Linked DNA regions of Mus musculus: all the other regions are linked to region 2. The links are chromatin loops, found by intact Hi-C in ENCODE. Cell type or tissue: left cerebral cortex. All regions are shown on one strand.

Evidence for each region. Peaks named below come from ENCODE experiments on the same cell type or tissue, not always from the same donor. Only the 100,000 strongest peaks of a DNase experiment are listed, where the experiment ranks them.
Region 1: a loop joins it to region 2, with 4 times the contacts of the local background. A loop is called at or near these places in 22 of 42 quality-filtered maps.
Region 3: a loop joins it to region 2, with 5 times the contacts of the local background. A loop is called at or near these places in 15 of 42 quality-filtered maps.
Region 4: a loop joins it to region 2, with 4 times the contacts of the local background. A loop is called at or near these places in 13 of 42 quality-filtered maps.

What each region holds. Positions count from the first base shown.
Region 1 is chr19:10,828,590-10,836,589 of GRCm38, forward strand. It overlaps Cd6 (CD6 antigen), which reads right to left and starts at 1,469. Exons shown (of 13, transcript NM_009852.3): 1 at 1,219-1,469. The coding sequence starts at 1,267. In left cerebral cortex, a CTCF peak has its summit at 3,068 (motif pointing left); a DNase peak (open chromatin) is centred at 3,062.
Region 2 is chr19:10,710,200-10,718,199 of GRCm38, forward strand. Vps37c (vacuolar protein sorting 37C) reads left to right here. Exons shown (of 5, transcript NM_181403.3): 3 at 71-242; 4 at 1,072-1,154; 5 at 2,325-4,429. The coding sequence ends at 3,035. It overlaps Cd5 (CD5 antigen), which reads right to left. Exons shown (of 11, transcript NM_007650.3): 11 at 7,944-8,000. Among named protein-coding and RNA genes, the nearest start is that of Cd5, 25 kb to the right of the region's middle. In left cerebral cortex, a CTCF peak has its summit at 4,667 (motif pointing right); DNase peaks (open chromatin) are centred at 11, 4,678 and 5,608; H3K27ac peaks cover 2,022 bases.
Region 3 is chr19:10,876,997-10,884,996 of GRCm38, forward strand. It overlaps Tmem109 (transmembrane protein 109), which reads right to left and starts at 4,747. Exons shown (of 4, transcript NM_134142.1): 1 at 4,656-4,747. In left cerebral cortex, CTCF peaks have their summits at 3,363 (motif pointing left) and 5,070; DNase peaks (open chromatin) are centred at 1,412, 1,632, 3,299, 3,905 and 1 more place; H3K4me3 peaks cover 2,327 bases; H3K27ac peaks cover 2,723 bases.
Region 4 is chr19:10,864,668-10,872,667 of GRCm38, forward strand. Tmem132a (transmembrane protein 132A) reads right to left here and starts at 5,112. Exons shown (of 11, transcript NM_133804.2): 1 at 4,872-5,112; 2 at 2,263-2,477; 3 at 1,802-2,020; 4 at 589-920. The coding sequence starts at 4,959. Tmem109 (transmembrane protein 109) reads right to left here. Exons shown (of 4, transcript NM_134142.1): 3 at 7,920-8,000; 4 at 5,993-7,482. The coding sequence ends at 7,091. In left cerebral cortex, no CTCF peak of the experiment used is centred here; DNase peaks (open chromatin) are centred at 3,828, 4,203, 4,631 and 5,134; H3K4me3 peaks cover 3,487 bases; H3K27ac peaks cover 2,955 bases.

The DNA.
Region 1 (8,000 bases), 120 kb after region 2:
CTGGACCCATCATCTCAGACCAAGGACCTCTCAGTTTCAGCCCAAAGGGCTCCGTGCTCAGCTCAGCCCCAGCCCTCATCCATACTGGGAAGCAGTGGAAAGAGAAGGAGCTGGCTTGTTTGGGGCCCCGGTCTTAGCGGTCAGCAGACCTTTTCCTTTAGGACTTAAGCCTGATCTTGTGTCAGGCCTCTTAAGAGAGGCAGAGGTGGTGGCACTGATGGATAGGAAGAAGCAGAAGGCCTTGCCGTCGGCCTGAGTAGAAGGAGGCTGAGCTCCGAGAGCCAGTGCTTTGGAAACAGCTGGTCAAGAAAGGACAGCAAAAGCCCAGGCCTCTACTGGGCAAAACACATGCCAATTAACACCAGGGGACTTGGATGAAATGCCTGAAGATCCAGACAGAAAGAAGACACTTCAGAACTCCCCGAGTGCTCATAACCTCTGACCAGCTTTATGTCCCCATCCCTCTGCCTGGGCTCCCCTTCTGTAAGGCAGACCTAACTCCTTAGACCCTAAGTCTGTTTCTATACCATCTTCCTACCCTGAAATGTGAATGCCTGCCATGTACAGGGATTCCTGAGTCTCTGTGTATTGCCTGTTTCTGCTAGCTTGGCCTGTGCACTCTATCAAGTATCTGGCGACCTTGGGCCTTTGCTCCAGAACCCTAGTCCAGACTATGCAAGACTACTTCAGCACTTAGCAGCTCAGGAACTCAAAAGCCTTCTTGATCATTTGTGTCTCAAATTCATCCAAGAGGTTGAACCGAAGTCACTAAGAGTGAAGTCCCCTGGGTCTCCCTGGATTCTGTCTCTGGTCCTGGTGAACCCCACTCTGGGACTTAACATGGAAAATACTGATGCTGGCTGGTCCTCCCTCTCAAAGGAGTCGTTCCTTCCTTCCTGTGAGATGGTAAGAAGGTGGGAGAAGCGGGTGCTTCCTGCACCTATGGATGCGTGGGGAGCTCCTTCCTCAGACCTAGGCCCCAAGTCAGGCATGAGGTTCGTTCACCTCACTCCCAGGAGGCCTTTTATGATGAGAGCATCATCCGGCCCTTTAAGGGGTCCCTGCGTCACCTCAAGCCCCAAGCTGTTGTCACACCAGGATGGTCTTAGGTTAAAAGGCTCTACAAAGGTGGCCATGAGGAAACAGCTAGCAAGGGGCCAAGCAGACAGAACCCGGGTCCCCTAGCACGAGCTGTAGGAGGTGACAGAAGAGATCTACCTGAGAGAACTGCTGTCAGCAATCCAGCGATCCCAAGGAAGAGCCACATGTCTGGTGCTGTCTCCACTGCTACTCACGCCTGCCCATAGGAAGTGCCATCCTGGTTCCGGGAGACGGTTGTGCCACCGATGGCTTGTCTCACCCGTGGTGCCCTTTCTGTTCTTGTTCTCAGTGCCCTGTGTGCTGCGCACTCTCTCTCCTACACACAGGCCCAGCCTGTGAGTGTCTCACGCCTCTACCTTCTGCTTGTGGTTTTGGTCTCCAGGAAGCCAGGCTGTTGTAACAGGGGTGCTGTTACAGGGCTGTTGGGGTGGGGGAGCCAAGCTACCTTCCATAAGCCCACCAACCAAAGTGAACCCTAAGAATCACAGAGGCCATGTCCAATGAACGCATCCCTGAGGGTCTTCCAAGAAAGACAAAGAGGCTGTGCCTTCTTTCCTGGACACAAAGAGACAGCTCATTCCCAGAGATGCTCTAGTAACTGGTGCTAGAAGAGTGAATTAATGCGCCCCTGCTGCCCCTCCCACAGAATCCAGCTCTCATGGGGTTGCATTCCAAGGTTTGTGTTGTCCTTGGGAATGTGGTGACTAAGAGGCAGGAGGACAGAGTCTTGATGGACTCTTCTTTTGCGTGTGTGTATCGAGGGGTATGTCAGGTGTGCCGTGTGTAGTGTGTGTGCGTGTATGTGTATATATGTATGTGTGTGAATATGTGTGTGTGTGTGTTCATTCATGTGTGTGTATGTTTGTGAGAGAAAGTATGTGCATGTGTGTGCATGTGTGTGCAAGTGTGTGTGTGAGCATATGGTATGCGTAGTGTATATGCACATGTATGAATGTGTGTATCTATGTGTGTGTATATTTGTGCGTGTGTGTGTGTGTCTGTGTGTGTGTGTATGTAAGTTTGAAGCTGATGTCAGAGTAGTCTTCTTCAATTCAATTGTTCTCTGTTATTTATCGAGGTTGGGTCTCTCACTGTATCTAGAGCTCCTGATTCCACAAGTTTAGCTCGCCAGCTTACGCTGGAGGTCCCCATCTCTGCCTCCTAAGTGCTGGGATCTCAGGAGGCTGCCATACCTGCAGGGCTTTTGTGTAGGTCCTGACAGTCTGAGCTCTGCTTCTCATGCTTCTTTGGCAAACTACTGAACCATTTCCCCAGTCCTGGGGTGCACGTAGCAAGGGCCTAAGCTTTTCCAAAGGAAACCCCAAAGAATAGGGGGTCTCAGAGAAGGACTCCCCCCCACCTCCACGTGCCCCAACCCAGGTGGGAGTTGCACAGAGGTGCCAAAGAATCTGGATCCCATCTTTGAGGACTGCTCGCTGTTTGTGTCCTGGGCAAGAGGGCAAGCGGAGTTTCAGCAGATGGCTGTGCAGGGAGGCTGCTGGGGAAGGAAAAGATTCGGGAGGAAAGGGCTAGAGCGGGAAGGACCAGGCTGCCTAGGCGTGCTGAACCAGGCTAGAAAGTAGACTGTGCATTTAGCTCACCAATGAGCCCCCCCTCGTAACACATAGTAGGTGTTAAATAGGTTTTGTTGAGAGAATGTGGGAATGGATAATTTGTCTCTAAGCAGAACCCTAGAGTCTAGAAAGAGACTGGTTCCAGATTCCAGCCATGCCTCATACAACATTTTTTGGTACTCCACTTCCTCCATTCTAGCTTGTTTTCATTTCTCCACTTGTGTAATGGAGAGGATTTCTCCCACTAGTAGGAGTGTCCCACCAGCTGAGGGGGATATCTGATGTGGCAAATTGGGAAGCCATAGTGAATCAGGCTCCTCCCACAGTGAGACCCCGCCCATCTCAGAGGGAGAGAGGGACAGGACTCTGTCCTGGTACCGGCTGAGGGCGCCCTCTAGTGAAGAGTGTCTGGCAACACAAAGGGCCCCGGGGCATAGGCAGTTTTGTCGGGCTTCCAGATTCCACTCCACTCATCTCTGGAGGCTTGGGAGTGTCACTCCAAGGGAAGAAAAGAGATGAAACAACTTCCCTGCTTTCAAGAAGCATACATTCTCAAGAGTGAGATGGCTCCGTGGGTAAAGGTGCTTGGTGCCAAGTGTGATGGACTGAGTTCAATCCTTGGGACCCACGGACCCATGTCACATGGTAGAAGGAGGAAACTGACTTCTGCAAATCTCCCTCTGACGTCTGACCTCCACACATTCACCCACACAGACACGCACTAAAAAAAAAAAAAAAAAAAAAAAAAAAAATTAGTGGCTCCAAAACCAGAGTGGAAAGGGATTCTTCCCCAAAGACAAAAGAAAAAGACGGAATAGAAAGAAAGGGCTGGTTTCAGTGGCAGAGGGAGGTACAGGGGTAGGTGCTCCTGGTACAGGAACTGGGTACCTCAAGGCAGGACAGCAGAGGGTGAGTGTTATTGTGGCTAGAAGGACCAAGCCACTCATGCTTCGTGGGCGTGAAGCTCAGAGCAGGAAGCTAGAGGATGTGTCCAGTTGGATGCTCAAGTCAGTGAGGTCATTGTTTATTTTTAACTCTTAGAACCAAGACCTTTGGCTCTTGATTTTCAAGGGACACCAGTGGCTCTCTGTACTTGAGTAATGCAGGCATTTTCACTATCTCTCCATGAACTTGGCCCAGCAAAATGACAAAGGAATGGGTTTTAAAGCCCACAGAAGTAGTCCAACTCCGTGCATTGTGTCATGGCATGTGCACACCCCATTCCATGTGTGTGTGTATGTATATATGTGTGTGTGTGTGTGTGTGTATGCATATATACATATACATACATACATACTTACATGCATATTTAAGACAGGGTTGCTGAAGGTGAATCATGATGTGGAATTTAACACCATCATAGCTTCACAGAGACTAACATTGAAACCCAGTCACCCATCCTGTGCTTTAAATATGTCTTTCCCCACTTACAGTTTTGTACTAACATGCATGGGTCATCTGGAACAGACTGGTTCGCCAAATTAAGAATTATTTACCTCTATCAAATATCAATGCACTTTATTGCACAATATCAGGAAATCAAAGTCACTATATCTCTGACCCCGTCCAGGAACTTCAATTGCTGGGAATCTGTCTATATCATGGTGGCAGGGTTTTCTAAAACTCAGAGTTTTCACTTAAAAGCTCCAGTTCCATCAGTAGCAACAACGACCACCAGTTGTTTCCCTTGATGTGACAGGCTTGCTATTTTCCCATTCAAAACACTGCCTGACAGTTTCTTCAGTGTGAACAGTTATGGGTCCAAGTAAATTTAGCATTCTTTTCTTGAAGATTTATCTTATTTTATTATTTGTGTGTGTGAGAGGGGAGGAGAGGGAGGGAAGGAGAGGGAAAGGGAGAGAGAGAGAGGGAGAGAGAGAGAGAGAGAGAGAGAGAGAGAGAGAGAGAGAGAGAAAGAGAAGAGAAGAGAAGCTCATGGGTGCAGGTGCCCTTGAAGGCCTGAAGAAGGCTTTGGATGCCCTAAAGCTAGCTAGAGTTACAGGAAGCCGTGAGTCTCCTGCATGGGTGCTGGGAACTGAATTCCAGTCTTTTGCAAGAGCAACGAGCACTCCTAACCCTCTCAATGTCTTCAGTCCCCAAACATGACATTCTTTAAAAAGAAAAACAAATCCAGACAGTTCAATGGAAAAGTTCCAGAACAGAGAGAGAGTCAGGAGCTTGCCTAGATGTAGCCACTGAGCACAGCATTCTGAAGTGCTTAGTACTTTTATGTCAATTCAATAGAAGCTACAGCCATCTGAGGGGAGGGAGCCTCAGCTGATAAAGATTCCATAAGATTAGGCTGTAGGCAAGCTTGTAGGCCATCTTCTTAATTAGTGAAGTAGGGAAACCTGCCAGTTATGGGTGGTGCCACGCCCTGGGCTGATGGTGCTGGGTTCTATAAGAAAGCAGGCTGAGCAAGTCAGCAAGCAGTACTCCTTCATGGCCTTTGCACCAGCTCCTGTTGCCAGGCTCCTACTTGTCTTAAGTGCCTGCCTTGGCTTCCCTCCATGGACTGTGACTCAGAATATATGAGCCAAATAAACCATTTCCTCCCCAAGCTGATTTTGGTCAGGGTTTCATCACAGCAGTAGAAACCCTAACTACGACAAGCTTCTTCCCATTTTGCTACATGGAATGTATGTAAAGATGTGTGCCCATGACCTGCAATTACTGTGTGTAGTTGAATATGTTTGCCCCCCCTCTTTCTCTATCTCCTTCTCCCTCCCGCCCTATGCCTCTCTCTGTGGGTGTGTCTGTCTGTTGTCTGTCTGTCTGTCTATCTAAGAAGTAAGGTCAATATCAGGTGTCTTCCCCAATCTCTCTCCACCTTATTTTCCTAGACTAAAGATCTCTCACTAAACCCAGAGCTCACCAATTCTGCGAGCCTGACTGACCAACAAGCCCCGAGGTTCCTGTCTCTGCTTCCCCAGCTCTGGAAATAAGGCAGCATGGTCCCATACCCACTTGTATGTGGTTTCTGAGGATTCTGGGAGCGTTTCACCCACCCAGAGGCCTCCCTGGGCTCTGGGATGTGGCTTCCTAAATGAATAACACTATTTCCCTGAGGACATCAAGTAAACCCAGCTGTCACCCCTGTTTTCTCACTCTGTGTAGGAATGTTTAATCCAATGGCTACTGGGATTTTTTTTTTTTTTGAGATTCCCGTATTTATGACTCTGTGATAATCAAAGCCTCGTAGCCACAACACAGTGAACGCTGGGAAATTAGGGGCAATGTCATCACCAATGTACTTAGAAAATGCTTTAATTTATGACTTTTTTTTGTTCTGTAACTATAAACATTTTCATAGAACTGTTTCCCAGTTGAAACTTGTTATTTGAGGTGACTTGAATCCATATTCCCTACCGTGGTCAATAAAATTCAGTTTAAGAATAAACTATCTTGACCAGGCGTTAGTGGTGCACGCCTTTAATCCCAGCACTCTGGAGGCAGAAGCAGGCATATCTCTGAGTTTGAAACCAGCCTGGTCTACAGAAGAGTGAGTTCTAGAACAACCAGGGATACACAGAGAAACCCTGTCTCAAAACACACACACACACACACACACACACACACAGAGAGAGAGAGAGAAAGAGAGAGAGACAGACAGACAGACAGACAGACAGAGATAGAGACAGAGACAGAGAATGCATGCTATGTTTTGCAAGTATGAGCAATCAGAGTTTGGATCCCCAGAACCCACTATAAATGTCAGTTGGTGGTGGCAGCCTGCTTGTAATTTCAGCTTTAGCAGGCAGACTCATAAGACCTCAGAGCAATCTGGCTACTAAGAGGAGCCATATTGGTGAGCTCTGGGTTTGATTGAGAGACCCTGCCTCAGTGAATAAGAACCATGGAAAATGCCTCCCAACACCAACCTTAAACCTCTATGTGCATGAACATTATCCCCCAATATGTCCCCCTATACATGCCTACAGGCATCCATAATACACACACTCACAGAAGAAGGAAATAATACATTTCCTCTTATACCCATTGAGGACACAGCTGTGTTTTGCACTAAGTCTGCACATGGAGTCACCATCACCCATGCCCATGGTTCCCTGTAACTTCCCATCTGGGCATTTGAACCTTAGATCACAACTCCAATGGTGAGGCCACACCTAGTGATGCCCTAAGCCTTCCACAGCCATCCCCTAGATCAGTGGTTCTCACCCCCTGGGTCACGACTTCTCTGGAGGCTGAATGACCCTTTTACAGGGGTCTGTCTCCTTATACCACATAGGAAAACACAGATATTCACATTACAACTTATAACGGTAACAAAATTACGGTTGTGAACTAGCAACAAAAATAATTTTATGGTTGGAGGTCACCATAACATGAAGAGCTGTATTAAAGGGTAGCAGCATTAGGAAGGCTGAGAACCAATGACCTAGGTTTCTATGACAAATGACCACAGACTTGATTTCAAACAGCAGAAGTTTATAGGCATCATTCTGCAGATATTTATCTACTCTGTCCACTTAGCTACGGGAGAATGACTTCTGCCTCCTGGAATGTTGTCCCTGGAGGCATTTTCAAAGATCACAACAATCTTCTGTGCTGTTGAATATCCCCCTGGATCCACCCAGCTCCTGGAGCTGTTGAAAGGCAGTGTCAACTTTAAGAGGTGGAGCTTGAGGCAGACAGAGGTAAGAATCACCATGATAACAGACCTCTGGGCGTGGTTGGGAGGGTGTTTCCAGAAAGGTTTAACTGAGCAGGAAAGGCCCACTCCGAATGGGCATCAATACTATTCCTTAGGCTAGTGTCTAGAACTGAATAATAATATAAATAAATAAATAAATAAATAAATAAAAGGAAAAAGGAGCTGAGCACCAGCTTGCTTCTGTCTGCTTCTTGACTGCAGACAGAAAGTAACCAGCAGTAACCAGCTGTCACTTTCCTGTCACCTTGTCTTCTTGTCATGGTAGAGTGTAGACAGTACCCTCAAATCACAAACCAAAACAACCCCTTCTGTAAGTTGCTTTTATTGGGTGTTTTGTCAACAGCAATAATAAAAGAAGCTGATACAGAGGTCTTCTGGTCATAAGGAGTGTCCTTGACAGGGGACTGTCTTATCTTAGCTTAAATGTTTATGTGACACTGCCTAGAGTCCCTGAGAAGGGATTCTCAATTGATGAATTGCCTAGATCAGATTGCGGTCTCCAAGTCTGTAGGAGACTGTCTTGATTGTGAATTGATGGAGCAGGGCCCAGCCCACTGTGGGTAGCACCATTCCCTGGAAAGGTGGTCCTGGGCTGTATGAGAAAAATACTTTTCTACCGTCTTCCATAACTTCTTTGTCTTTTTGCCTAT
Region 2 (8,000 bases):
CAGGAGCACCCCCTGCTGGAGGCTGACCAGTTACAGTTAAGCTCATTGTCAGTTGTCCTGCTTTCCTTAGGTTCAGGACCTGCAGTTAGAACGAGAGATGGCACTGGCCACGAACCGGAGCCTGGCAGAGCAGAACCTGGAGTTCCAAGGTCCCCTGGAAATCAGCCGCTCTAACCTCTCAGACAAATACCAGGAGCTGCGGAAGCTTGTGGAGCGGTGCCAGGAGCAGAAAGCCAAGCTGGGTAGGGACAGCCGACCACAGACAAGCACTCTGGCCATCTCCCCTGCTGATTGATACTTCTGTTCAAAGGAGGACGAGGGAGGCAGCTGGAATACTAAGGATGCTTAGATACCCAGAATCGGAGAGGGCCAGCAGCCATTGTAGCCACTGTGCTTTGCATGTTTTTACATGATAATAAGCAAATAAGCAAAAGTGTAGGTACTGTAGTTAGTCTAAATGTTTGAGTATTTATATTTATTGTATACCCTGGTGATAATTTTCATAGTATTAAAAATGTCCTGAACTTACTATTTTTATAGATGAGGAAAACAAGGCTGGAGCCGGCCGAGGGCTTGCCTGAGGTCATCCCACCAGAGTGAGATGGAGTTGGGATTTGCAAGCATAGCCTTTAAGAGCTGAGCATCTCTCTAGCCCTGGAATGGGATTTGAATCTAGGCAGTCAGTATGTTTCACTGCCTCTGCCAACTTAGCCCCGAGCCTTGCAGAGCTGACCTAGGCCCTGTGAGGTAGGAAGGCTTCCTGGATGGCTGTGCCCTTGGCAGCTGCTTGGCCAAGACCTGAGCTTGTCCCTCAGCTCCTCTTCACCAAGATGGTGAACGCCTACATGAACCAAAAGGACCCCACAGAACCAGCTGCAGGGACTCTCTCTCCACTGGGGCCTGTTGTGGCTGAGTCCTGAGTGCTCACAGAACCAGCAGCAGGGACTCTATCTATAGTGGCTAGGCCCAAGCACACAAAGGGCATGTCACATGTCTTCCCTGAAATCAGGGTCCTCAGCTTTAATTAAAGCAGTGCTTTTGAAATGTCGACCTCTCTGCCCTTCCTTCCAGAGAAATTTTCCTCGGCACTGCAGCCTGGGACCTTGTTGGACCTTCTGCAGATCGAAGGCATGAAGATCGAGGAGGAGTCTGAGGTGAGGTGGGGAGTGGCATCCTAATCCCTTGAACGGTGGTGGGCCTCGGAGTCAGGTCTCAGGTGAGACCAAGAACCATAGAGCAGAAGGGTTTGGAGTGCGGCTTGAGTAGATGGCACTGGGGTGCTGGTAGACACACTGATGGCAGGACAGGATAGGAACACGTTCTAAGGCCCCGGTAAACACTTGAAAGCAGCCAGCACTCTCTTCTGTGTCAACAGTCTGTTTTCCTGTACACATGCTTATGATAATATATAGTGTGTAAAGCAGGCTCAGTGAGAGCTTGACAACAGCAACCACAGGCTGGGGAGGTAGTCCAGGGGACAGGGTGCTTGCTACACAAGCATGCCGACCTGGCTTTGACCCCCACACCCATGTAAAAATCCAGGCAAAGCTGTGCATGCTCGCCTTTCCAGTGCTGGGTGGGCGGGAGTCACAGGCAGACCCCTGGGGTTTCTGCAGGCAGTCTAGATGAATTGGTGAGCTTGGAATAGACTCTGTCTCAGGAAAGAAGGTGAACAGTGCCTGAGCAATGATACCTGACGGTGGCCTCTCCACTCCACATGTATACGTGTGCGTGTTCACCCTTACTCATGTGTGTTCATACATGCAAACATACACATACGTGAACAGGAAGTAATAATAGGCCAGTTATAACAGTATCTTATAACGAAAGTTACTTAAAACTTACAGATTATTTCTGGAAATTTCCATGCAGTGTTTTTGGACCATCAGAGGATCTCTAGTATCTGAAATCATGGTTAAGGGGGCTTTACCACATCAGGACCCCAGTTGAATCAGGAATGAGTGACCGACAGGAGGCCCAGGGAGCTCACACATCTGGATAGGTGGTGTTACAGAGCTAGGCCCTCTCCTGGGCTCTCTCTGCTGTCTCCTCCCTCTGGATGTGCCTTTTATGTCAGTGGGCAGAGACATCTTTGTGTTTTGGGTGCAGCGCAGGGGCCGGCATACTAGTCACTAGCATAGGTCCAGAACCAGACTTGTGTGACCACCAAGGACCTAGCACGGTGCTGGGTAGGGGACAGTGTGACCGTGGAAGACATGGTCCTGCTGTTAAGGAGCTGGCATTTTGGTGAGGGAGCCACTCTGAATGGGGGCCAGGGAAGGCTGCGGAAGGCCTCTGTTGTCAACAGTTCTTGTGTCCTGTAGGCCATGGCTGAGAAATTCCTGGAAGGTGAGGTGCCGTTGGAAACGTTCTTAGAGTCCTTTTCCTCCATGAGGACACTGCTGCACCTGCGTCGAGTCCGCGTAGAGAAGCTCCAGGACGTGGTGAGGCGGCCTCGAGCTTTGCCGGAGCTGGCTGGAGATGTCCCTCCAAAGCGCCCGCCACCCCCACGCCCAGTACCCCAGGCGACACCGCCTGAGACTGAAGAACAGCCTCCACAGCCCTCTGTAGTGACTCCCTACCCTTTGCCCTACAGCCCATCCCCAGGCTTGCCTGTGGGCCCGACAGCCCAGGGAGCCCTGCAGCCAGCCCCCTTCCCTGTGGTGGCCCAGCCTTCCTCCTATGGTGGGCCTCTGGGTCCTTACCCATCACCTCATCCAGGACCCAGGGCCATGGTGGGTTACTCTTGGTCTCCACAGAGGAGTGGCCCGCCCCAGCCTGGCTATCCTACGGCTCCAACTAGTACCTCTGGTCCAGGGTACCCCTTAGTGGGGGGCCGAACCCCTGGTCCTGGTTATCCTCAGCAGTCCCCCTACCTCCCGTCAGGAAACAAACCTCCCTACCCAACACAACCTCAGCTCCCGGGCTTCCCAGGACAGCCCCAGCCTCCTGTGCCCCCTCAACCTCCATACCCTCCTGGGACAACCCCTTCCTATGGCTTCCACCCTCCAGGGCCTGCCTGGCCTAGGTATTAGTCCTGGTCTGTGTCCACCTTCTTCCTTCTACCTGCACCACAGCCTTTGGCCTCCATTTGCTGAGATTTGAGGTTAACACTGGACGTGGTGGTGATGCGCCCTGAAACGCTGGGACACACAGAAGCCCCGAGCCTCGAGTTGGAAGCACATAGGCCTCCTGAAAGGCCCTGAAGAGTGCAGCATGAGTCCTTCTGGGAGCTCCTTCTGCCAGGGACTGCTCAGCACATCCTGAGTGGCCTGCTGGGAGCCCAGGGCTCTCTGGTGTCTGCATGAACGGGTGTGTTCATGTCTTTGCATAGCTACCTGCGCTTGATCCCTGACAGCTGAACCAATGTAGAATAATCTTGATGCAGGGTGACCCTGGGTCTCGGACCCTGCTCATCCAGGCTGTCCCTTGGAGCTTGGTATGTTTGATGTGGAATCACATGCCAAGTGATGACAGAGTTCTGTCTGTCCACTAAAGGATGCTCTACCTTATTTACCACGGTCGGGTCGTAGGAAGGAACAGTTACGAAAAGTGGACTTTGATTCCTGAAAGCCATATTTTAGCTGCCGTGCCAATGTCAGGCAAGCGTGTCCTACGTGCTGGCAGAGACCATAGCAGCAGTGGTATGGTGAGAGAGCTGGGGATGCCAAGGGAAACCCAGGCCTCAAATTGTATGGTTGGACGTCCTAGAGGTCACCCTGGAGCCCCGGGCTGGAGTGGAGGACCAGGGTTACCTCCCAGCCACTTTTCACTCCTAGGGCCCTCCACTTCTGGCTGGCTCTTTCTGAGGTTCACCCACCCCTCCACTCCTTTAGTGCCTTGAATCTTATTTGCTAGCAGCCCCCTTTCTCTTGTTTATCTCCTTCCTTTTCCCAGTGTCCCCGCAGAACAGACACCAGACAGAACACCCCCATGGTGCTTCCCAGACATCATCACTACATTGGGGTTGGTTTCTCTACACTCTCATTCTCAGAATGTAAAGGGTAGGGACTGTGAGTGCAGCCCCGGCTCTGGGTGGGCTGGAGCCTGCTTAGTAATGAAAGTGACTACACTAGTCTACAGGGGTTGCAGCAGGTGATGCATCTGTGTGGCTGGTCCAGATGTAAATCAGGTCTCAGGGCGGACCCTGGAGCTGCTACGGGTTAGGAAATTGTATGTGCCTTGAAACATCCCTTGCCTGGGTACCCAGCCTCTGGTGGGCCAAGGTGCTGGGGGTCAAGGAGGAACCCCATCTTCTGGTGCCACTCTGCCCACCGGCCACGGGTGCATTACCACATCTGCTTGCTTCTCCTAAATTATTTATAGCGTGGAATCACTAATGGCATCTGTGAGACTGCTGCTGAACTGGATAATGACTGCCCATTTGTTTGTGCAATTGCCACAATAAATGTTGATGAGTTCCGTGGTCTGTGGTGTCCATGATGAGTTTGAGAGCAGGTAGGCCACCACCTGTGGGGTGGTGACTTCTGCAGCCTTAGTCTGTAGAGCACCTTCCATCGGTGGCCACCTCTTGATTCCCCCCACCCTCCCACTCCACGTCTTCCTAGGGTTTGGCTCTTTCTACTTTCTTTTCTGTGGTTTTCCTTGGCTGTTTCTTGGAGCCTACAATGCTTGCTTTGTTCTAGGCTACATGCTTAGCTACTCAGTTCCACCAGGGGGCACCAGTGCCTCAGTCCAGGTTGGGAGGTAAGTGTTCCTGTCACCTGGTGAGCATGGTTGTAGTCTATCCATTTTTCTAAACCAAGAGAGGGAGAGGGAGAGGGAGAGGGAGAGGGAGAGGGAGAGGGAGAGGGAGAGGGAGAGGGAGAGGGAGAGGGAGAGGGAGAGGGAGAGGGAGTGGGAGAGGGAGAGGGAGAGGGAGAGAGAGAGAGAGAGAGAGAGAGAGAGAGAGAGAGAGAGAGGGAGGAGAGAATATGTGAATGAGAATGTGTGTGTATGGGTGTGTGTCTGTCTGTCTGTCTCTGGGACCAAGTGGCCTGCTGTGGGCTTGGCTGTGCTCGCCACAGCATTTCTTTAAGCACTGTTGGAGAACGGTTATTCAGAAGCCTAGGAGGATTTGGGAGACCAGGTTCCTGGCAGTTTCCTTGAGTCAGCTCTCTGCCCTTTCTTCCTGGCAAGGTGATAGAGATAGGTTGCCTGTGATAGAAGCCCAGAGGTGCTAAGGATCACCAGGATTATGGCATGTGTTTCCTAGTGCCCTCTCCACAGCCACCCTAGCCTTCCTTGCCCCAGGTTTAAACAGGAGGCAGGCCTGTTTAAATGGAGCAGTGACCAGGTTACACATGGAAATAGGACTTGGGTTTTGATCCACTGAGTCCCAGGGCTGTAGGGTTCCTGCACCATGCACTGTGGTGCATAGAAGTCCCACTTGAGGACACAGCCAAGATCTTACCACAGGAGTTAAGTCACCTGCCTTGGGTTATACCAGAGTGGTGGCGGGGGCATAGGGCCAACTTTTCTAAGAAAGGACTTGGAGAGCCACGTGATCTGCATGAGGCTCCCTCTGCCTTTCTTCCTCCTTCCGTCCTTCCGGCTGCATTGCTAACATGGCAGCATACGATGTCATAGGTCCTTTCTAGCTCCTCTGAAATAGTTACCAGATCACGTAGACCTCTTGCTGCACTCCAACAGTGACAGGCCCTGGGTACAGAATGGGGCTGGAAGAGCCCTGAAGAGTCCTCCAGCTCTGAGGCAGGGATTGCTGCCTAGTGATCTAAGGAAGCTTCCTGTTAGGCTTTCAGTTTCTTTGACCTCTGTGAGGAGGAGGCACTGGAATTATCTGTGTACAGGTGCCTTCAGAGGTTGCCCAGTGACAGGAAAGTGGGCAGGAAGGTAGGGTACCCAGGAGTGGGAGGGTCAGTTCCTATTCTGTTCCAGTGATGTAAAATGGAAACCCCAACGCAGCCCAGGATGCAACAGGGCAGCCTTGGTGGCTGAGATGTGTGCCATGAACTTCCCAGCGGAAGAGCAGTGCTGGCTCCTTGAGGGCCTGCTCCTACATCAGAGCCTAGAACTTGACAAGCTGTAAGGAATGAGATTGTTCCTCCTGGGCTGTGTGACCTGGCAGGTCTCGTTGGGACACATCTCCCAGGCCCACATAGCTTGAGAGTTTTACGTGTATTCCTATATGGAGGTCTTCCTCAGTCCTTCTCGGCCTAGACAGGTAGGGTCTCTCACTGAAGCTGAGCTCACTGATTGAGGTAGGCCAGCCGGCCCGGGAGCTCCAGGGCTCGGCCTGTTTCTGCCTCCCCGGTGCTGGGATTTTAGGTGCCTGCTGCTATGCCCAGCTTCTTATGTGGGTGCCGGGGATCTGAACTCAGGTCCTCATGACTACAGTGCAAGCATTTTGCTGACTGAATTATCTCTCTAGCCCCACAAACAGTTTTTTAAAGATTCCTTTTCTGCTAAGCTTTTTGGTGTATTTTTCTGTTAAATAGGCTCTGGAAGCTTTGAGATCGCTGGTAGACATAAAGAGCTTTACAAGAAAGACACCATGGGAGGCAGTGGCTGCCTTGGATTCTGCTTTCTAGTAGCAACCTCTTAGCTCCCTGTCATGGGGCTCCTTCACTCCCTTAGGTATGAGCAGGCATGTGATAGTTCCTGTTTCTGAGTTCTACTGTGATTAGTAGCTGATATGTGAGCTGGGCTGTTAGGATGGAGACCTAGGGCTGGAGAGATGACTTAGTAATTATGAGTGAATACTGCTCTTGCAGATGACCATAGTTCAGTTCTCAGCACCCTTATCAGGTGACAGTCCAGCTTTAGGGGTCTGACCCTGCACATCCAATCACAAAGACACATCATATACATATAACTAGAAATTAATAGAAGTGGGGCTTGGGTGGGCAGAGGGTGTTGTAGGAAGGGCAGAATACTAGGCAGATTTCTAGAGTGATGGTGAGCCTAGCTCCCCGATTCTCTGTCTCTCCCCCCTGCCCCCCAATATGGGAGAGTGACTTTTGCTTTCCCAGAGTTGGCTGCTGTATGTGGATCACTGAAAACTGTGCCTGAAGGCTTCATGGCCAAGGTACAACCTATCCCTGGGTTAGACTGGGGAGCAGGGGTAGGGTAGGGTATGGGTGGGCACTCCGGGGGTAGGGGTGTCTTCCCCTAGCCCATCATCAAGGATATCTGAATGGTAGAGGAGACTGTTTTAATTGAAGGGAATTATTTAGACTCTAGGACCATACCCATCTCCATTCTACCGCTCCTTGACTTGAGGGTTAGCTGACTGACTATGTGGGGGATTTCTAACTATTGTAAGGAGTAAGAAGCCTGGTGGGTGAGAATTGCCTGGATGTCCCTTTATGCTGGGCTCTGGTAGGGACAGGGTACCAGTGCCCTTGCTGGGCTCTGGTGGGGACAGGGTACCAGTGCCCTTGCTGGGCTCTGGTGGGGACAGGGTACCAGTGCCCTTGCTGGGCTCTGGTGGGGACAGGGTACCAGTGCCCTTGCTGGGCTCTGGAGGGGACAGGGTACCAGTGCCCTTGCTGGGGTCTGGTGGGGACAGGGTACCAGTGCCCTTGCTGGGCTCTGGAGGGGACAGGGTACCAGTGCCCTTGCTGGGCTCTGGTGGGGACAGGGTACCAGTGCCCTTGCTGGGGTCTGGTGGGGACAGGGTACCAGTGCCCTTGCTGGGGTCTGGTGGGGACAGGGTACCAGTGCCCTTGCTGGGGTCTGGAGGGGACAAGGTACTAGTGCCCTTGCTGGGGTCTGGTGGGGACAGGGTACCAGTGCCCTTGCTGGCCAGCGGGCCCCGAGCTCTGGAGGAGAAGGTGTCTTTGGATGAGGAGTGTGGAAGGCAGGGAAAATGGGCCTCTCCTTGGCGCAGGTGAGCTATGGTCCCGTTAGAAAGTCTGGAGGGTGGGTCCCTGGGCACAGCAGCCTGGAGTGCTCATGTTCTTGAAACATAGAAAAAAACATTATTTACAAAGAATATATTAAAAATACACTTGAGAAATAAGTCCTTGTAAGTACCC
Region 3 (8,000 bases), 170 kb after region 2:
TCTGACTCTAAGTCAAGGTTCCTCGACCTCTCTGTCAGGTTCAATTAACTGGCTGAAGAGAGTCAAGGGTTCAGAGAAGCGCTTAGGTTCACTGGATAAGCACAAATACTTAAAGGATACTGATGAACACCAGCTGTAAAGATGGTAGCACAAGGTCTGGAAGAAGGAGTGCAGAGCTACCATGCCCTACCTAGGTACATCACCCTCGGAAGGTCTCCAACATATGTTAGCGATCTGGAAGCTCTCTAAATCTGGTCTTATCTGTATTTTCCTAGAAGTTTCATTATATTATATAAGTGTGATCAACAAAATCTCTAGCCATTGGAATCAACTCAATCAGTAGTCACCTGTTCTCCTGAGAGGTACCAACAAAAGAGTTGACATGACTGGTTCCCCTGGCAACTACTCTCTCTCTCTCTCTCCAATCCTTTAGCTATCTACAGGGCTTTCTTAAAAATGGAAATATTGACATGGACGGTATATTTGAAAGGGCTGCTTTCCCCCTTTATCCTCTGGAGATGATGCAGGAAGCCATGCAAAATGCTGATGATTTTGACAAAGGCAACGTTCCCATGCATTAAATTATAAGAGATATATGAGATCCGAGCAAGGAAGGGTAGATGAAAACCAGCTGCTGGTGTGTGTGTGTGTGCGCAAGCAAACTGCTGGTATCACACCACGATCTATCACACCACTGATGCAGAATGACTTCAACTTCGTATTGCCAAAATAAGCAAAGGGTTCAGGAACAGCCAGCCCTTAACGAAAGATTATCAGGAATAAAAAGCAAGACACTGGTCTTGCATGCACTACTTTTCTCAGTCTGACAGATACTTATCATTGAGTAGGCACCGTCATCCCAATGATGAAATCAAGGAAAGATAGGCAGTGTGTGGGAAAATCAAGCTATGAGTTCAGATAGATCTACTGAGCACTCCTTCTTGGTCCACAACCTCTTTGCTGAACTGTGTTCAAGTTTAGAAGTTACTTATAAAGTCACATAACAGATTATCCATAAGCTCGAACACACTTGGCATTCACCAACCATCTCTGGGAATTATGGCGAAAACTTGCCCAAGCACCTTGTGCTCTGTGCTCTGATCTCATCCACAACATGATGCCACACGTGAGTGAGGAGTCAGCAAGCACCAACCTATTGAAGCAGGTAAGGAGTAGGTAAGAAGAATGTTTGCAGGCCCACTTCTTCTTTGCCACTCTGCTGAGAAACGTCAAAGGACTCTAGTAAATCCCATTCTACCTTGGCCTCAAAAGGACACCTGCAGCTCCAGAGAGGTCCTGTGAGTCAGAGCTTCTGAGCCGAGGCTGAGCCGAGGCTCTAAGGTGGTGGAGAAGCCAGGGTTTGAAGTATGTGTGGTTACCAGAGTACTGGGGGGAATTGGCTGCAAATCTAGAGTCATCTGGATAGCAGAGAGGGAATAGAAAGATGTTCCACCATTTGGGCAGAGAAGGCGCAAAAAAAAAAAAGACTCTAAAAATACTTCATTGGGGTAGCTTCTGGACCAGAAACAGCTGCCTGACACACCCCGCCCCCCAAGGTCAAATGGAGTTGCAGGACACACAATTCAAGTGAAAAAGCCTCAAGCTGAAAGAATCTTCTTCTCTTTGGCACAAATCAAGAGCCAGATGGTTCCTGCCTGCCACTGGTAGGAGCTGCGGAAAACATGGGTTGGTTCCTAAGGTATCTGGGTCACAATCATGATTGGGGCCCTAAAGAACAGGCCTGCTATCTTGGGTTGGATCCTATATCCAAGGACCTCCAACAGGAGGAATCAGGTGTCGTCTCTTCCCTACTAGAAGGTCAGGGTGACATGAGCTGCAACTCCCACAGCAGCCTGTTCTCTGGGCCAGTTTCAACTTAAAGCAGCCACCTGCCCCAGTCTAGGGAACCTTGAACTTAACCCCTCCACCTTGAGGACAGCACTGCTCTTCTAGGTGAGCTGAAGTGTGCCAGAATCTCACAGGATTCTGGAGAACACTGGGTGTGAAGAAAACTGGCAAGCTACTTTCTTCATCAGTTCCTCTTCCTTTCCTTTCCTTTCCTTTCCTTTTTTAAGTGAGGCTCAGGCAATATGAATCTGACCCACCATCATCATGCTTCCTCATGTCTCATCAAGAACTTTGCAGTTTTGCTCTTTAAGTCAGGGCCTGATGTAGCCCAGGCTAGCCCGAACTCCTCATGCTGCTGATGACTCTCAACTCCTGATCTTCCTTCTTCCACCAAGTATTGAGTTTACAGGTATGTGCCACGTGTGTGTTACCTGTGTGTTGCACTAGGAACTGGACCCAGGGCTTTGTATATAAAAGCAAATACTACCAATTAAGGACATACATACTAGCACTCATCAAAATATTATTAATACAGAAAGATGCTATGGCCATTAAAAGACAAACAGCGTTGGCCTCTGAAAGATGGGAACATGTCTGAAACGTTTTTGTTTCCTCAAACAGGAGGTACTCCACACATGGAAATGTGTATAAGTTATCAAATTTTAATAGTGATTCGTAATTTACTAAGTGTTGTCTACTTCATTTAATTTTTATGACAATCTGTGTGTGTGTGTGTGTGTGTGTGTGTAGCTGGAAATCAAACTCAGAGCTAACAGGTAGGCAAGCACTTTACCACTTAGTTACAAAAGAACAGTGTGTGTATACAAGTGTGTATGTTTGCATGTGTGGAAGCCAAAGACCAACTTAAACAAATTGGTTCTCTCCTTCCACCATGTGGGTCCCAGGGATCGGACTCAGTTCATTAGGCTTAGTGGCAGGTCCCTTCCCCCCATGGAGCATCTCACCAGCCCTATAGTTATCATGACACCCCATTTTGCTGAGAACAGAAATAGGGACCGTGTCCCCAAGTCCAGCAGCTCAGGCTTGCCCTTTTGCTTGTCCCACACGTCCACACTGCCTTGGTAAGACCTGCTCTCTGCCTATGGGAACATACCGTTCCATTACCTACCATCGAGCGTAAAGCCGAAGACACCCAAACCTCCCAAGAAAAGCCTTCATACTGGAAGATGACCCACCCGCTGAGAGTTTACAGGTTACACACCAAGAGAGTAAGAAGGGACAGCCAGAGATAGCACTGAGACTGGCCACTCCTGTTCAGACAGCTGCAATTCAGCTTAGTAGGGACAGTCTCAGCTGGGGAACTGCTTTACTTACTATGGTGGTGAGACGTCACTCTATGTTCAGCTGTGGTTTGCTCTGCCAGGGCGGGGTGGGGCTGTCCACACTACCTCCAGTCAGTGCTCCTTCCTCTTCTTTTTCCTTTCTCGCTATAAATCACTACAGGGGCAAGAACTAACTTGGTGCCCTCTGCTGGCCCCCACGGTTCCTTCACTACTCACTGCAGTCCTGTGGATCTGCAATCCTCACTCTGGATTGCCCATCTGACCTGCCTGACTAGCCTGTTAAACAAGGGTGTTTGCCCCACCCAGGCAACCCACTCAGACCCTCCCAGGGAGGAGCTCAGCCTTTTTGTTTTGTTTTTAAAGCTCCCCAGGATTCCTGAGGCATAATCAAACAGTGGTTGCAAAGATCAGCAACGCAGAGAAAAGTCTACTTTAAGCAAAGCCTCCTAAGAGCTCTCTGTACAAAGGACACAGGTTCAGATCTATCACAAGTTAGCCGCCACTACCTTTACACCTGTTACTTAACCTATCTGAAATTCAATCTCCTCAAATGTAAGTTCTGTTGAAACTGGGTTAAGAGTTACTTCAAGAAGTTAGATAATTTGTGCAAGCACTGTGTTCAAAGTTTGTCCCACAGCCTCCCAGTGACTCTCAGACTAACTTGACATTAACTTTTCTTGGAATCCCCAGCACCTAGCATAGAATGACTAAGTGCTTGCTAAATGAGTATCAGAAGCCCTGCCAAGAAGCCACAAGTGTAGGACATAAAGACATGGAGAGGTGGCGGGGGGGGGGGGGGGAGGGAAGGGGAGGAGGTTATTTGAATAGTCAGTCCAAATATACGACAGCCACATGAGAAGCACAGCTGAGATAGAAGGTCCTAAACGTGGCGAAGTCACCACTAAGGAGAATGAAGTCAGCGTTCTGGCAGGTCGGAGGCAGCCCTCGCTAAACCCCTGACAGCTGCTACCCAGCAACTGTTTGTGGGGCAGGGTGTTTGCAAAGGGGGGGGGGGGGGGTGTGCAGCCTTGCCGCTCCCTTCCCAAGGCCCAGACTCCAGGCAATAGGGTCAGTGGCATGTGCTATTTCGAACAGCACATCCCCTGCCAAGCACTCCATAGTGGCGTCGCGAGGCCCATGAGGTCAGGATACCCTGAGGGGGGCTCCAACTGAGGCGGCAGGAGGCTGGACCATGGGGCTGGGGGAGGTGTGCAGTTCGGCACTGGCCTCATCCCCCAAATCTGGCAGCTGCTCCCTCCGGAGGGCTAGACCTCAGCGCTCGAACCCACTCATCCCGGGAAACACTCTCCTCCAGGGTTACCTAGTAACAACGCCCCTGGTTGCATAGCAACGAGGATCTGGGTCCCATACTTGTTAAGCCCCACGTTCCACGTTCGACCCCTCCCCACTAGGGCTCGCAAGGCCTTGCGGCTCCGCCCTGTTACCTCCTGCAAATCTGTCCTTTAAGCTGCATCTACAGCCCTGGTCTCGGCCCTCACTCACCCTGCTCCGGTCACCGCTATCCTTCACGTGGGACTTCGCTAGAAAACGCGCCACCAAACCGGCGCCTCAACTCCCGGGGTGTTGGTTTATAGTCTGCGCATGCGCGGGGCGGTCGACGGAGGAGACTGGCAGGTCTTTCTGGCAGGCATCGTGGACGCATGCGCTCTGCTCGCTCCATTATGGTTTGTACGTGTTTTTTCCCTCCCAAATATTTCCAAGAGAAGAATGGCGCCGGAAATTGGAGTTGGAACGGAAGCGAAGCCTTTGGCAGGAAAGGGGAAAGAAAGAACTGTCGAGGCTGTGGCGTGGGTAGAGTTGGTGCTCGATGCGGGATTCGGTGCAGATCCGAGTCTACAACGCATTTAGGGCGGCAGTTTCCTCCCGGGAAGTGCAGTTCCTAAGGCGGGGCGCTGGCGAGCACTTGGAGGGCTGAGAAACCTTTCACGCTAAAAATGGCACATCAGGGGGGAAAGGCACAAGGTGTTAGTGGGCACATGAACGGTGTACGGCCTTGGAGAAACTCATATGCTCTGGAAGAGAGCAAAACCTCACCCAAAATGTGTGGGTGACCACCAAAGCTTTGCTTACAATTGTTAGGGAAAGGAAAGCAACCCAGGTGCCCTGGGGTTATTTTGTTTGTTTGTTTGTTTTAAACCTTAGAACACTGAGGTAGCTTTGTGGATGAGGTAGGCAGAGATGTAAAAATTGTTTAAAGGTTTATTTATATGAATACACTGTAGCTGTCTTCAGACACACCAGAAGAGGGCATCAGATTCCATTACAGGGGGTTGTGAACCACCATGTGGTTGCTAGGAATTGAACTCAGGACCTCTGGAGGAGCAGTTAGTGCTCTTCACCGCTGAACCATCTCACCAACCCATAAATTTTAAAATTACGTGTAGTTATGTATTCTATGCATGCGTTCGGGTGTGCAGGCACAATACAATACTCCTATGGAAGTCAGTTCTCTCCTGCTGTGTGGATCCCGGAGATTGAATCCGGGTTGTCAGGCGTGCCTTAGTGGAAAAGATCTCAGGGGTGGTGGGGGTGGGAGTGGTGTTTTTGGTTTCTTTCTAGACTTAGTTTTAGTTTGCAAGTGCCTTTTGGGAAATTAACATAGGCACACATATTAGAAATGTATGGGAACATTGGAAGGGAAAGGAGGACTTCCCTTAGGAGTCTTGTTAAAACCTCCCATCAACTGAGAATCAAAAACTACTTTAGGTGTTTCTCTCTTCCCAGCTGTAAACCTACAAGTTTCTAAGAACTTCACTAGAAACTTACATTTACAGTAAGAAAGACCTGTCCTAGCCCTCCCCTAAAGGGTGCAATCCTAGTGGCTCATAGTTATATTTTACTAGATTATATTCCTAACCCAGTCACTTCTGGAGCCATCCTATAATATCACTAATCAGAAAGAGAGAAAAGGATAAAAAAACCAATTCTTAACAACCCTTTTAAGGCATAACTTGAGAGCTGCCAGGATGTTTTATATGGGCTAATGGTGTGACACTTATTTGTGACTCCCTCTTCAGAATCCTATATAAACACTTGGTTATGTCTTACTCTTTTCCTGGTCTCTGTCTCTCTCCCCCACCCCCTCTGTTAAATCATGTTCCTAAAAATATGTATCAACTTATCTTTAATAAACTTCAACTCTGGTTCTTTTGACTGGTAGGGGACTTGAGACAAAGTTTCTTTGTGTAGCCTTAGCTGTACTGGGACTAGCTCTGAAGACCAGGCTATCCCTGAACTCAGAGAGATCTGCCTGCCTCTGCTTCTGGAGTGCTGGGATTAAAAGTGTATACTACTATTACCGCCCAGCTAGCCTTACTTTCTTTTCTGTGTTGAAAGGATCAAGTTTTACCTGAGTCAAGTCCCTAAAAGATGGAATTGGAGAGATGGCTTAGTGGTTAAGAGCAGTGACTGCTCTTCCAGAGGTCCCGAGCTCAATTCCCAGTATCCACATGGTGGCTCACAACCATCTGTAATGGGATCTGATGCCCTCTCCTGGTGTGCATGAAGACAGACAGCTACAGTGTACTCATAAGAATGAATGAAACTATTTTTGAAAGGAAAACATAAAATTATTAGAAGAATGTGCTTTTGTCTTAATCCCAGGGGTAGGGATGTGAGGCATGGCTTTGCCTGCTGCAGATAGTTTCTGCAATTGTGTGACATTTGGAATTCTGTGAACTTTGCAGAGGGTATATAAATGCTAGCGCTCAGGCTGGAGAGATGGCTCAGCAGTTAACACTGACTGCTCTTCCAAAGGTCCTGAGTTCAAATCCCAGCAACCACACGGTGGCTTACAACCATCTGTATTGAGATCTAATGCCCTCTTCTGGAGTGTCTGAAGACAGCTACAGTGTACTTACATATAATAGATAAGTAAAATCTTGAAAGAAAGAAAGAAAGAAAGAAAGAAAGAAAGAAAGAAAGAAAGAAAGAAAGAGAAAGGAAAGAGAGAGAATAAAAAATAAAAATAAATGCTAGAGCTTCCTGATTGGCAGTAGTGGTTATTGGTCATTTAGGGAGTTTGGTTGTGGTTTGTTAGTAGTGCCAAAGAAGACACAAAAGGAAAGAAATTAGATTCAGGGAGTTTTCTAATTTTTCTCTCCCTATCTTTGTTTCTCTCCTATCTTCTGTTAGGAGGTAAAGTGGAGGTAAAGTGAGGAAGAGGGAGAACTCACAAAGTAGCAAAGATGAGTTACAAGTGGTACACAACGTGGGGCTTGAAAGTTAAGGATAAAAATGAGATCTTGGGGGCTGGAGAGATGGCTCAGCAGTTAAGAACACTGACTGCTCTTCCAGAGGACCAGAGTTCAAATCCCAACAACCACATGGTGGCTCACAACCATCTGTAATGAGATCTGATGCCCTCATCTGGAGTGTCTGAAGACAGCTACAGTGTACTTATTTATAATAATAAATAAATCTTTTTTTAAAATCTTTTTTTATAATAATAAATAAATCTTTAAAAATAAATATTTTTATAATAATAAATAAATCTTTACTGTAGCTCACTTGTTTCTGAAAGCGTTTCAGAGTTGACTGGGCAGCTGCAGAGGCTGCAAGTGGAGGTGGATGCACTTGGGAACTGAGGAGCACTGGAAAAGAGAAAGCAAAGTCTCAGTCCTGGTGACTGATCCTGAGAGTGGGAGCATCCCACAGGAGGGAAGAGGGAAAGAAACTGTACCAGAGTAGGGTCAGGTCAGAGTAAAGCTGAAAAAGTGGGATGACAATCTGATGAAACAACCTGTCTTGAAAGAGGGTTGCTGGGCTTTGGTGGCACACACCTTTGATCCCAGCATTTGGGAGGCAGAGGCAGGCTGATTTCTGAGT
Region 4 (8,000 bases), 150 kb after region 2:
CTTCTGTGCAACAGCTCCAGTGTGGAGACACAGGACTTGTACTGAAAGATCTGTGGAGCCAGTGGATGGCAGAGACTGAGTAGGCCTGAGGGGTAGGTAGGGAGTCATGTGGGGTGAGACTCCCAGAGACCCACAAATGTAGAGGGGAAGTTACACTACACATCCTTGCCAGCTTCACTGGGTATGACAGAGGATGCTTGGGAGTAGTTTCCTATAGAAAAGGTAACAGAATGGGTGTCTTTGATGGGAAGGAGTGGGCTTTGTCCAAAGCCCCCGCCCAAGCAGGAGAAACTCAAGCCATACCCATCTTAACATCGTTTGAGCATAACCCAGCACTGGACACTACACTTCTCAGGCTCCAAGCCTCTCCTGCCTCCTCTACCCCAGGACATAAAGTCCCAGGGAGTCTTTCTACTTCTGGATTGTACCCAGCACAGTATCTTGCAATAAACTACTTAGGACTTTTATGCAGAACTCACTGTTAGTGGAGACCCAGAGCTCCAGCAAGACCACAGGAAAACTAGAAACCCACTGTCTTCCCACTTAAGCCCCTATTACCTCTTCCACCCACAGGGGCCTGGTACGCACCGCAGAGTAAGAAGGCTCGCAGTGAAGTTGTGTCGAAGCAGAAGGGTGGCAGTGAAGAGCTGGCCAGGCCTCATTGGCACATCAGGTGCACGCAAAGTGACTGCTTCATCCAGAGGTACCTCCTGGTACTGTGGGGGGTCCTCAGGGTGCAGCTCCACACCACCCACTGGGAGAGCCTGCTCCCTGGGTTCCTCCTCTGTGCCAAGGCCACAGCCCCCAGGGCCCTCGCCTGCAGGCTCCAGCGTGTAGGCCAGTTCGGCCCTTGTGGTGGCACTTTGGGAGAACCAGTGAGAGGGGAATTGCAGTTCCACCACACAGGCACCCAGAGATGGCTGCAAACACAAAAGAGAGCAAAGGCTGTGGTTGGCCCTGAGAAGGGTGGGAAGGAGACTTGCTCCCATTAGCAGAAAAACCTATGGAAGGCAGAACCAAGGATGTCTCCTGGGACCCACCAGATCTGGGTCTCAGACTACTCTGTAGGTCACTCTTCTTGAACAGACTCAGAGCAAAATGGGATAATCTTTACCACATCCCAGGACTTGCCTAGAGCTCAGAATATCAAGAAACAGTTCTTGGGGCTGGAGAGATGGCTCAGCAGTTTAAGAGCACTGACTGCTCTTCCAGAGGTCCTGAGTTCAATTCCCAGCAGTCACATGGTGGCTCACAACCATCTGTAATGGGATCTGATGCCCTCTTCTGGTTTGTCTGAAGGCAGCTACAGTGTACTCATATAAAATAAATGAAAGATTAAAAAGAAAGAAAAAAGAAAAAAAAGAAAAGGAGAGGAGAGGAGAGGAGAGGAGAGGAGAGGAGAGGAGAGGAGAGGAGAGGAGAGGAGAGGAGAGGAGAAGAGAGGAGAGGAGAGGAGAGAAAAGGAACGGCTCTTTCCAGTGGGTATTTGGGCTCAACTGCACAATAATGAAAATAGAACCCACAAAAGTTCCGTCACCACACACAAAGGTAAATGACTCTGTGACAGCGACTCTGACAGTTGCTTCATTTCTTTCTTCTCCAGTTCCCTATAGGTGGGAATTATGTGCCCTAAAACCATGCATCATGGACTGAAATCCTCAAGGAGCCCTCTCCTAGGGCAATCGGGAACCAAAACAGAGCCAGGTGGCGATGCCCTAGACTCTCAGACTGTGGTAGGGTCCTTTCCTTTAGACCCTGGCACCACACCTGCATGGTGCAGCAACAGAAACAACCCACTCACCTGGAAGCGGCAGGCTCGGTGGGCAGTGCCTGCAGGGTGTGTGGCATGTAGTCGGGCACAGGGCAAGCTGCCAGGTCCTGGTGGCCAATCCTGCCCTTTGAGGTGGAAGAGGACACGGGCATAGGGTTCTGCTGGAGTCACCGCTGCTTCCACGGAAACAGCCCGCACATCCCAAGGGACAGGCCGCCGGTGGGGCTCGGTGACCCTAGGAGGGACCACCTGGAAAAGGGCAAACATGCTCATCTGTAGGGTCGAGTGGAGAGGCAGATAACACCATAGCCAGGTCTGGGAAGGTGGGATTTCAGGCTTCTAATCTCGGTGTAGAGAATGGGGAAAAGGTGTCTATGGCCACATCACCCTAATGTGCCCAATCCCTTGCTGGTACTTAGATAGGAGAATGAGAAGAGCCCCAGAACCCCATGACTCTGATTTGCCTGGGAGTTCCCGGGCCCTAGCCTTACCTGCTGAGTGGCAAAGGGTGGGTAGGAGGCCCGGAGAAGCGGCTGTGCCCTGGGCCAGGGCTGCATGAGCAGGAAAGTCTCAGAGCGGGAGGCCAGGGAAGAGTTGGCAGGTGGGTAATGGCCCACCTGCTGCACACGAAAATGCTCAGGGGCATCTAGGAGTTCCAGGGCCACTGGCAGGTAGATGGGGTCCAGGGTATCATGGTTACTGCTAACTGAAGAGGAATAAGGAAAGGAGATGTCAGATAGCTACAGAACTCACAGAGGTTGGACTGGGTGGGCTTCATTCTCAGTGTGGGGCTGGGGGGGAGAGGGCAAAGTGGACTACAAATGTACCATCTCCCAGATGTAGAGGAATCATCCCATTTCACAGACGAGGTGACTGAGGTACTGAGAGCCTCTTAAAAGCAGTCAGAGTTGGAGAGTCAGGGATCGGATGTAAACTTCCCAGCTATTCCTTCTATCTTACCCAGAACTTATCTCTCCCTCCAGCAGAGCCTTTTCAACATCTCCCCTACATATCCCTGCCTCAGATAGGGCATTTGGAGGACACAGCTCCTCCTGCATTGGGAACTACTCAGTAAAAGATGGTTCCCAGTTGAGCTTTGTAGAAATGGAGTCTGTTTTTGCTGTGTCCGTGTCCTTTCATGGACATGGCTGGTCACCCCTTCCAAGTCCAATTACTGTCATGGCACACCCACATCAAATTTCCAAACTTGACCCATTCTGGGGACCAAGCCCTAGTCCTAGCTAGGGATTGGGGTTCAGCAATGACACTTGGGAGGGTACCAAATAGGTCCATGCAGCAACTGGCACTCCCTAAGGGTGGGAACACGAACCAGAAGAGATGGAATATTTGTTCATAAAAAGCACAAAGGTCCACTATGGCTATATTGATTTGTACTATCATCCCCAAATAGTAACAATTTTTAAAGCACTTAACCCCACACAGATTCAATTTTACATGTAGTAAGTCTTTCAGTTCCCACACAATTCTTTGGATTAAATTCTATTACTACAAATTCCACTTAATGGATGTAAAAAATGATGTATGAGGGTTCTCCAACCTGCAGTGGACCTGAGAGGCCAGTCAGGATCTCACCACCTAGCTACCCAGCCGTTCCATCCAGGGCAACCCCAGCATGCCATGTGGCCTTCACACTGTGCCCCCACCCTCCTTCAGGGTCAAGAGTACACCCTGCCTCCTCGAGGAAGCCTTCTGTGGTCATTCAGCCCCTTGCTGGACACCTTGTTCCGGCTCTGCTTGCTGCTACTGCTTTTCTAAGATGGGGAACAATCCTCCCGTTTCTCCAGAGTACCTGGAACCCCAAGTGCAGTCCATGGGCTTGGCTCTGCTGCCTCTCCTGTATTATGTGAACCCCAGGCTCTGTCTTACTCATTCTGTAATTCCCATGACTCTCCCTGAAGAGGTTTGGGGGATAAGGGGAGAGATCTGACTTTATGCCCTAGCTCTACTCCATGAAAGATGGGCCAGTCACCAGCATCTTGGAGCCTGGGTTTCCTTCCTCACTGGTACAAGGGGTGGGAGTATTTCATAACCCGGTGAGCAGGGGAGGGTTTTGGAAGCTTGGTGTAGATCATACTGGAAGTGAGATTGTTAGTGAGCCAAATGAAAAAGCTTTCCTTCCCTCACTGTGGAGGGGTTATTAGGACCCCCACTGGTTCTGCAGGGTTTGGAGCAGGTACCTAAAAGAAGTTCCAGAACCAGCTCTCTCAGCCCCACAGCTGAGCTGGGACGGCGGGGCTTTTCTCTAGAGTGCCCCCCCCCCGCGCGCGCGCCCGCGCACCAGTATCCCTAAGGGTAACAAGTGAGTGACTGTTGTTGGTCCTTAGGGTGGCTCCGGTCCACCTTCTAATTCAATGTTTCCATAATTACAAGATGCTCAGTAGCCTGACTCCCACGGACTTCCATGGTCTCCCATCACGGAGAATCCAGCCCTCTTGATGGGGGCAGAAAGGTAGAGACTACTTCGCCATCTCCCAATTCCCATAACATCTTCCACCTTTCAGCCCCAGCTTATGGCAGGCACGCGGTAGCTGCTGCCCCTTTCGTACTCAGTGATGGGTGCACCCACAAGGGCTCGGAAAGGCAAGGCTGGGACTCTCCCAGAAGACTCCAATGTTGGAGATCTCCTTGGAACAGGGAGAGAGAGGGGGAGAGAGAGAGGGGGAAAGGGAGAGAGGGGGGGGGGCAGAGGCATATCTCTCGGGTCTCAGGCAAAGAGCCTGTTTTGCATTCCTGTGACTAACCAGCGGGTTTCTGGGGACTAGAACTGCAGGTTAGGAAGAGGTGGTGCACGGGGAAGCAGGGCAGCCGGGTTAGATGTCGCGGCTGGAGAGGGGCTCGCAGAGGAGTTGGGACCGGGCTAGTGAAGATGGGAGTGAAAAGACTTTAGGAGCATCTAGGTGGTGCACAGAGAAGAAAGCCAAAGGGCTGTTGGCTGGGAACCGGTTTCCCAAGGTTAGACCTCTCCAGGGCATCGCTCTAGGTTTAGTTCTAGAGTCCAGTGGCTTGGGGGCATCAATGGCGCGTGGCCTCGGACGGACAGGGCCAGGTCGCCCCTCCCCACCCCTCCCTTCCCTCTGACCTCTCACGACTTCCAGGGCGAGAGCCACCAGGAGGCAGAACCAGGCACCGTAGGGCCCCCGAGGGGCCGCAGCCTTGCGTTCAGTCATCGAGGCGCACTCCTTCCCACCAAAGGAGGGTAACCGGCGCGCGGCTCAGGTGGCTGCAATCTGTCCCCACATCTCCCGCGCCCGCTCCGCGCCAGCCGCTGTGGCCAGCTAGTTCCCTGCGCCGCCGGCCCGCGGCTGCAGTTCCCAGACAATGGAGCAGGAGCAGTGGGGTGGGAGGGAACGCAGGCACATGGGCTGTCCCCTTCGCCCCGCCGGGTCCTAGTGCCCTGCGGATCCCAAAACCCAGAGCGTGGCCCCGTGCCTAGGGTGCCTAGGATTGGAATAAGGCAGCGTCCCTGGAGACTAAGCAGATTGATGTCCTCTGCCAGGAAGCACAAGGTGCGTTCTGGGATTCCTCGTGGAAGCCGATGATCAAGGAGAAAAACAAACAAAACCCGTTTCCTCTGCCTCATACCCTCCCCACAGGCATCTCACCTGTGAAGGCATCTAGAATTCAGGGACATAAGAGAACAGAGCTGCTGGGGCAGAAAAGGAGAGGCCAAACCAGGCCAGACCACCTTAGGCCATCCGTGGAGGCAGCTTGTCTCATGCCCAAACCTATCCCAGAAAGAGTCCCTAAGGATGAAGGGTGTAGGCTGGTCAACCCTTCTGAGGGAGTCCTGACTCCCAGTGCCACCTAGCCTTGCCCTCAGGTAGTGTTGGGAGAGGTCCAGATTTGGCATCTCCATGGCAACTTAAAGAGGAAAAAGAAACAGAAACGTGCCCGGGCCTTACACAAAAGAGCAGAACCACCTGGAGCCACATTGAGAACCTTATTCAGTAAATTCCTGAGTCTGGGAGGGAAGCCAGTTTTTCCAGGTTCCCCAAGCTAGCAATATAAGCACCCTGCAGGAAGGGGCAACTTCAGTCCCAACAGAGCTGCCAGATCTGCAAGCTTTCCAAGAGAGTGCATGCCTCCCTCCAGAGTCCTAGGGGGAAAGGTACCAGGTACATCCTGCCTTCCTGAGCCCTCCCTTCCTCCCAACAGATTTCTGCTAGAAGTCCAGAAGGAAGAGAGTTTGTCAGCAGAGACTTTTGAGTAAATACATTTTATTCAGAAGAAGATAATAAAATAGCATGCACTTTAAAACCACCAAGCGCTGATAAAAACATATCACTGCAGCCATGATTCCACATCAAACCTTCAGTAAGAATAGGCATTTAATCTTCACATCTTGTGCTGGACCTGGCATGGGTCATCTCCCTCCACCAGGGACCTAAAGGCCAAGGCCAAGGCCAAGAGTGAGCAAGTGGTGGAGAGGGGTTAGTGGCAGGCTCACTCCTAGCCCTGCAGAACAGATCAGGGCAAAGCCGTGCCCTTCCCAGCTACTGGGACACAACACTGACCAACGCTTGCTTCTGGATGGCAGAGAGTGGACAGGGGTAAAACTGCAAGACAGCAGGTCCTCCTGCCCTTTTCAAGGTCCCTGAAACCCTCAAGGGAGATTCGACAATCCCAGCAGGGCCGTTGCTTTGTTTGCTGGAGTGGGGATTCTGCAAGGGGCTCACTCTGACCACGAAGTAGCCACAGCACACTTTCCCACATTCAGTGTGGCAAGGGGCACCTGGAGGGTGCTGCTGACTCCTGCTAAGGCACTTGTAACAGAGCATAGATGCACAGGCCTCCAGGGACCCTTTCCTCCCCCTTCATCCTTATCTCCAATCTCCTACCCCTGCCCATTGCAGTGCAATGAGGAAGACAGAGAGGGCCGCAAGGGACTTGGGATGGTAGTGTGGCTGGGAGCAGGAAGAAAAGAGCTGGGGGGGGGGGGGGGGAGTGGTCAAACAGGAGCTTCAGCCTGGGCAGGCCTTGTGTAAGGAAGCAGCAGGTTAATCATCACGGAGATCAGCGGGCAGTGGTGCTGGCTGAGAGCAGAAGCCAGGGCTGAGGGCTCCAACCTGCCCTGGGGGAGGCAGGCTGGGAGCACAGAAGGGCAGGGAGCCATCACTTGACTGAGCACCGGCAGAGGACAGGTTCTCTCCTCTCAGCCAGGGGCTAGCGCAGGGGTAAAGGTGTGAAGGTTCCGGACACAAGGCAAGGAAAGGGCAAGGGGGCTGCAAGGAGGTCCGTGAGACCCAGAAGCAGCTCAGCTCTTTGGTACGGTGAGGGTGTCTCTTGGGGACGCCCTTGTCACTCTTCTTCCATGCTCCTGGGCATCTTGGCTGCTCGCCTCTGCCTCCCTCTAAGCTCTTCTATCTGGCGCTCCAGCCCTCTCACCTTGGCTTCCAGGTGGCTCCCTGAGCTCCTGGAGCCAGTGAGCCGGCTCAGCAAGGCAAAGAGAGTTAACAAGGCCAAGAGCATCAAGGCCCGGGTAGATGGGTCGGGCACAGACCTCACCAGGGCCACAAAGCCAGCGACAAAAAGAACAAGTTTCAGACCCCCCAGGATCCTCCCTAGCAAGGCCAAGACCAAGCCTAGGAGCAGGGACAGCAACCAGTAGATGACCAGTGCTGCTGCTCCCCACAGTAGAAGGGTCTGGACTTGGCTAGGGCTGAGCTTCAAGCCCTGGGTGAGTTGTTCACCTGAAAGGGAAAAGGACAGAGTCAGCAATCTAGCAATGTGGTGAGGGCAAAGAGGGGCAAGAAAGAGTGAAGCAGAAGGGACCCAACAGCCATAATTACAAAGGCATAGCCCATCCTTACAGGCCTGGGAAACAGGTTTGAATCCCAATCTTCCCGACTGGGACTCCCGGAAGACTACTGGAAATGGAGCTTCATTTGTTATATGAGAACAGTGTGTGTGCCTCCACAGGCTGTGGTTAACCAAAGAGGAGACAGTACATCTTTGCACAATGTCCAACACAAGTAAACCTCTGTAAGGTGGTAAGAATCTCTAGCCTCCCCTTTTACTGTACCTCTGAGGACATCAGCAAACATCTGTCTAGCCCCACGCAGATAGCCCCCCCTCCGCTAACAGCAAGGTCAGGCACAGCTGGCTATCTCTCATTCCCGCTACTCACCATCCAGCCCCAGGGCACTCAGCAACTGGGCAGCAATCCCAGACAGGGCAAAGCAGGCCACAGAGATGGCTGATGAGATGG